Regions from separate parts of the Mus musculus genome. Here region 2 is linked to region 1. Evidence: chromatin contacts called from ENCODE Hi-C or POLR2A ChIA-PET data. All regions are on one chromosome and are shown on one strand. Each heading gives the region's core, a stretch centred on a gene start or an enhancer-like site at or near the end of the contact. The rest is flanking DNA. Distances are from core to core; before and after follow the strand shown. Region 1 holds the start of Gtf3c2 (general transcription factor IIIC, polypeptide 2, beta). Region 2 holds the start of Supt7l (SPT7-like, STAGA complex gamma subunit).

Region 1 (2,700 bases), core at 119-2,618:
GGAAGAAATGTTCAGTAAATTCTAACTAGGATTTTTATATCCCATACTGTCTGATTTCCTTGCTGCTTCAGGTTGCTAACCTGACTACTTTGGCAAAAGAAAAACAATTAGATAATACTTCATCTTAAACACGGACTCACTTCACATACACTGTTTAATACACTGGTTCCCAAAGTATTCCTATCATGCAACTGGTGATTTATCAGATAATTTTACTGGTCCAAAAACAAACATATTATTTGTACAAAAACCTGCAACTCACGTTTTCAGTTGATACTGCTAGAAACTAAAGAGTGTAAATCTGAATAGAACAACTTAAAACTATTAGGAAAAATGGCACTGCAGTTGATAGCGGTAAGCGGTAAAAGGTAACGTAAGCAAAGGTTAATTTGAATTTATGTAACAATCAATGTACCTCCAAGGGCAAAAAGACCTGGTTATGTCCTAAACCTGCCCAGAAAAGTGAATTACCTCCTGTGGGGGTGAAGTCGCCATCTCTGTCTTGTCCAAAAGACGGCAAACTTGCCGCGGGATAAAAGGACCAGTATAAGGAAACATAACTGGCCCTTGGCTGCGCCAATGGGGTTGCAGCGCGCGGGGCACAACCCCCGGGGTTAGAGCCACTTGGAGGAAAAGGCTGAGACACAGTAAGAGGGAATGAGCACAAGAGGACTGACTGCAATCAGACAGAGACACCACCACCTGCCATTCCCCAATCCTGGCCGTGGGGGCAGCTTTCGAGCCCCAGGCGAGCCCTGATTTCCCTAAGCCTTAAGATAACTGCAGGTTCACCCAAGTCCGAAGGCCCAACGTAACGAGTTCAACGTAAGCAGTGCAGAAACCTGAGTCCAGTTTACCGCGCTACATACACCGAATTGGGGAAGAAGGTAAGACCGGCTGGCAGAGATGGGGGATGCTCAGTGGCCCCAGTGGGGACGGAGGAGAGAGCTCGACGGTTCTCGGGAGAAGCGCAAAGGCTAGGAGGCGCGCTGTCTTGCGCGGGAGTAAGACGGGAATCGGGAATCGGTTCCCATTGCCTTAGCGCTACGGCAAAAGAATGGGAGGAGTAATTTTGGGTCCCCCGCACACCCCGTTGCGGTACACTCACCCGCGCCAAAGTCCTTCCGGAAGTCCAAGTTCGAAGATGGCGCCGCCTGTCGGGTCGCGGTTTTATGACGAAATCTTGATCGGCTCTTCCTTGCCCCGCCCCCGAGACAAGGTAAACGCAAGCTTGGTCTGGAACGCGTTTCCTGCCGAGCTTTCTTTTAAACTCTGTGTTCCATAATGCAGCGCGGCGCGGCACTGAGCCCTCCGACGCCCGCGAGCTGGAGCGTGGCTTCCGCGGCCCTAGGACACTGCAGGGCCTTCTGGGAATTTCAGCGACCGGAAGGGGAGGTCGGCGCCTGCGCGGCACCGCAGCTCCACCAGCAGCCTTGTGGAAAAGCATTGAAGAGGAAAGTGTCGCGCTTCTGCTGTCGCCGAGCGTTCCGACCTGCCTTTCCACCCAGGTTGCTGGCTTTGTGGAGAAAAGAGCCTGACCACACCTGATTCTTAACTACAGTCCCGAGCTTCGACGGACTAGGAGACAATCCCTCGCCCCCAGAGATCTCCTGATTTTCTGCTGCCAGTGAATGAGCCAAGACAGGAAGAAAATAAAGAGGAGGGCTTGGAAAGAGGCCAAGGGAAGAAAAGAGCGGGGGGAGCCTAGCCTGGGTGGGTAGGCTGCGCTTTTAAAGAGAGCATCAACCCAGGCCTCACGCCACTCCCTCACTGGGAAGTGGCCTCCGAGCAACAAGGTTTTCAGCCTTTTAAAACCATGTAGCTTTCACAGATCTGCCTTTACCCAGGAGGAGGGCGAATTAAAATGAACCGGAAGAGGTGAAATATGGCAGCTTTCCCCTTTCTAAATAGTCTTGTTCAATTATTCCCTTGGTTAAATCTTTACAAAGAGTAATGGTGCACGCTTATAATCCCAGCACTCCGGAGATGGAGTCAGGAGGATTAGCAGTTCAACGTGATCCATGACTACTTGGAAATTGGAAATCAGCCTGTACTATATTAGACCATGTCTCAGAAAAATGAGAAAGGGAGAAAACAATGGGGCACGTCAACTCCCAGACTAGGTACTCAAGGCTGAAGCAGGAAGATCTCTTGAGCTCAGGAATTCAGGTTCTACCAGGGTAATCCTGTATCCTACCAATTAAAAAAGGAAAAAGGGATTTAGCCAAAATCTGAAAGGAAAGAAAGAGAACACCCAGTTCTCCGACATCCTCTTATGCTCAAATGACAGCATTTTGAATGGCTGTCTTCCTCTTTTAGATAATAGCTCCTAAACATTTTATAGGGAGTAACAGATTTAGTGCTTTGATGAACAACATCTCTTAAAATCCTGCCTCTGGTTAAGTTCTCTTTGGTTTTATCACACAAAAAAATTTTTTTAAAATAACTTTGATTTTGGAAAAAGATTCTCAAAGTTTAAGATACAACAAGTGAAAGCTCTTTTCTTTCTTTTTTAAGATTTATTATTATATCTAAGTACACTGTAGCTGACTTCAGACTCACCAGAATCATTACGGATGGTTGTGAGCCACCACGTGGTTGCTGGGAATTGATCTCAGGACCTTCAGAAGAGCAGTCAGTGCTCTTAAATGCTGAGCCATCTCTCCAGCCTGAAGGCTCTTTTTTAAGCTTAACTAACCC
Region 2 (2,700 bases), core at 116-2,615, 350 kb after region 1:
ACAATATACTACTCAGTTCCTTTCTTTCTCTTTCTTTCTTTTCTTTTTTTTTTTTTTTTACATTTACTTATTTTGGGTATGTGTGCATGAAAAAATCACAAGACAACTTGTGAGAGGCAGTTCTCTCCTTTCACCATGTGGGTTCCATGGATTGAACTCGGGCATTCGGACTTGGCAGCAAGTGCCTTTTACCTACTAAGCCATCTAACTGGCCCCTCAGCTTATTTCCTTTGCTAAGATTGTATTTTTAAATTATTAATTTCGAGACAGGGTTTCCCTTTGAGGCCTTGGCTATCCTGGAACTTGCTCTGTAGACCAGGCAGGCTATGCATTCACAGACATTCGTTTTTGTTGTCTGTTGGGGGTTGAGTATATGCTTGTGTGTTCCATGTGTATGCAGGTGCCAAGGATATCTGAAGAGGGCATCAGATCCTTCTGGAGCTCAAATTAGAGGTGGTTGTGAACTCCCCTGATGTGGGTACTGGAAATGGAGCTCAGATCCACCGAAGAGCAGCACACAGAACCATCTCTCCAGCTCCACCACTCAGCTTCTCAAGAACATGAGATATTTTTATAATTGACCCTTTGAGTTGTGACCTCTGCCAGGAACCCTCTACATCTTTATCAGACTTGAATTTGTTCTTTAGGATCCCTGAAATCACCATTCCCCCCAACAGATCTCCTTTCTTTGTATATTTACATGAATTTGCTTTTATCCCTGAACCTTAACTTTAGTTGACTTATTCATCTGTATTCTCCCACTTGTTATGGCTGCCATCTTGGTATAGTTTCAGGCCTCTGTCAAAGAGTTATAATATTAACTATGGCTTAGTTCAATTTTCCATAAATTTTATGACAAATTAACACTACTATTTCCAATTTTTCAGATGTGGAAGCTGTTGTCCAGGGTCATGCCAACATCATAAATACAAAGAGTAAAAAAGAAAAGAGGTTTCGATGCTCAGGTTTGTTAAGCCACTAAACATGCTATCTCAATATTTTGTTCCGAGTAATAAAAGAATGAACAATAATAAATTGCTTCTTTACTAACTTCATAAAAGGAATAAATTCGAGAGCTGCAGATAGGGACTCCTTGCTCCGGATCTGGAGGCTTAGGCTTAGGCGCCGACCACAGGATCCTGGGAAGTCTGATTTACAAGGCAGCAGGAAAATGGGTGGCTCTGGACCGGAACCAGAAAATAAAGTTCAAATACTCACCGCCCTGCCCCAGGAGTGGTATACGCGGCTGCCTGACTCTGACAGGTCGGAGTCGAGGACTAGGTCAAGCCTAGGAGCCTTGTTTATTGATTAATGGACCAAGGCCACGGAAGCACTTCTTCCCAATCGCCCTCTGCCACAGGAAGTTATTACTAGCCTACATGCAACGCCTAAAATGTCCGTATCCTGCACAGCACTCTGAGAGCCTCTCCCCGCTTTCTGGTATTGTGACTCCCTAGTGCTATTCACATCTTTAAAACTCTGCGAGTCTTGAAAGAGGAACTCCAACATTTCTGTCCAGAGAAGCCTCAGGGAGGTGGGAAGGAGGAGGAGAAGTGAGCGGGAACGTAGAGAGCGAGGGGTCGGGGTTTCCGAGGGACACATTTTGAGATTGCACCCGGCTAAGGATGGCTGATCCTACCCCTCAGCTAGATGCGCCAGCTCCCCAGGAAGTCAGTAGCGAGTTTAAGAAGCCGGTTTTACCAGTGCCTTCCGCAGTACGGGGTAAGGCTCCGGCCTCCAGTCCCTCCGTTTCTGAGGATGTGAAGAAAGAATGTCTCGCGGCGCAGCTGGACTCTGGATGTGAGGAGCCCGAGGTCCCGCCACCGCAGCCGGACAGCCAGGAGACCGGGGGTCCACCGGTGGAGCAACTCCGCTCCCCGCGGGTAGCTCCTGCGTCTGGCGGTCCGACCCGGGCTCCTCCGTACCGAGAGCCATCGTGGGGCAGCCCAGCCACGGCCCCCTACAGTCTCGAAACCCTGAAGGGTGGCACCATCCTTGGCACCCGCACCTTGAAAGACACGAGCTGCTGCTTTTTCGGGAGACTTGCTAGTTGTGACATATGTCTGGAGCATCCTTCCGTGTCTCGGTACCATGCTGTACTACAGCACCGGGGGGCGGATCCCAGCGGAGACTCTGAGGGTCATGAGCAGGGCTTTTATCTCTACGATCTGGGAAGTACCCACGGCACGTTCCTCAACAAAACTCGCATCCCACCCCGCACTTACTGTAGAGTCCACGTCGGGCATGTAATGCGCTTTGGAGGCAGCACTCGGCTCTTTATCCTTCAGGTAGGTAGAAAAATCTAAAATAAAAATCTTGGGACTTCACTGTTTTTGGTTTTTCAAGACAGGGCTTCTCTATGTAGCCCTGGCTGTCCTGGAACTCTCTCTGTAGACCAGGCTGGCCTCGAACTCAGAAATCCGCCTGCCTCTGCCTCCCGAGTGCTGGGATTAAAGGCGTGCACCGCCACGCCCGGCGATTCTGAGTTTCTTTAAGGTTTAGTTGAGTAAAAGGATTCTGGTAACCAATGACAAAAGCACAGGCCTCATTCTGGACCCACAGGTCTGTGTACGTTGCTGTGTCTCAGAAAGTAATTTTCTCACTTCTGAATCCATATATGTATATATTTTACCCATGATTCATTAGGGACCAGAGGAAGACCGAGAGGCAGAATCTGAATTAACAGTAACACAGTTGAAG

Evidence for each region. A loop is a pair of places that touch in the nucleus more often than their neighbours do. ChIA-PET counts read pairs that join two places held with the same protein, here RNA polymerase II (POLR2A).
Region 2: a loop to region 1 is called in a map of T-helper 2 cell, with 2.7 times the contacts of the local background. The contact joins the promoter of Supt7l here to the promoter of Gtf3c2 in region 1. A Hi-C loop is called at or near these places in 1 of 37 maps with a recorded cell type or tissue (T-helper 2 cell). POLR2A ChIA-PET finds 5 or more read pairs at or near these places in 1 of 5 experiments (embryonic stem cell).

Annotation. Positions count from the first base shown.
Region 1 is chr5:31,178,776-31,181,475 of GRCm38, forward strand. It overlaps Gtf3c2 (general transcription factor IIIC, polypeptide 2, beta), which reads right to left and starts at 1,369. Exons shown (of 19, transcript NM_027901.2): 1 at 1,109-1,369.
Region 2 is chr5:31,525,397-31,528,096 of GRCm38, forward strand. Supt7l (SPT7-like, STAGA complex gamma subunit) reads right to left here and starts at 1,366. Exons shown (of 5, transcript NM_028150.2): 1 at 1,219-1,366. Slc4a1ap (solute carrier family 4 (anion exchanger), member 1, adaptor protein) reads left to right here and starts at 1,599. Exons shown (of 14, transcript NM_001347328.1): 1 at 1,599-2,288; 2 at 2,647-2,700. The coding sequence starts at 1,626.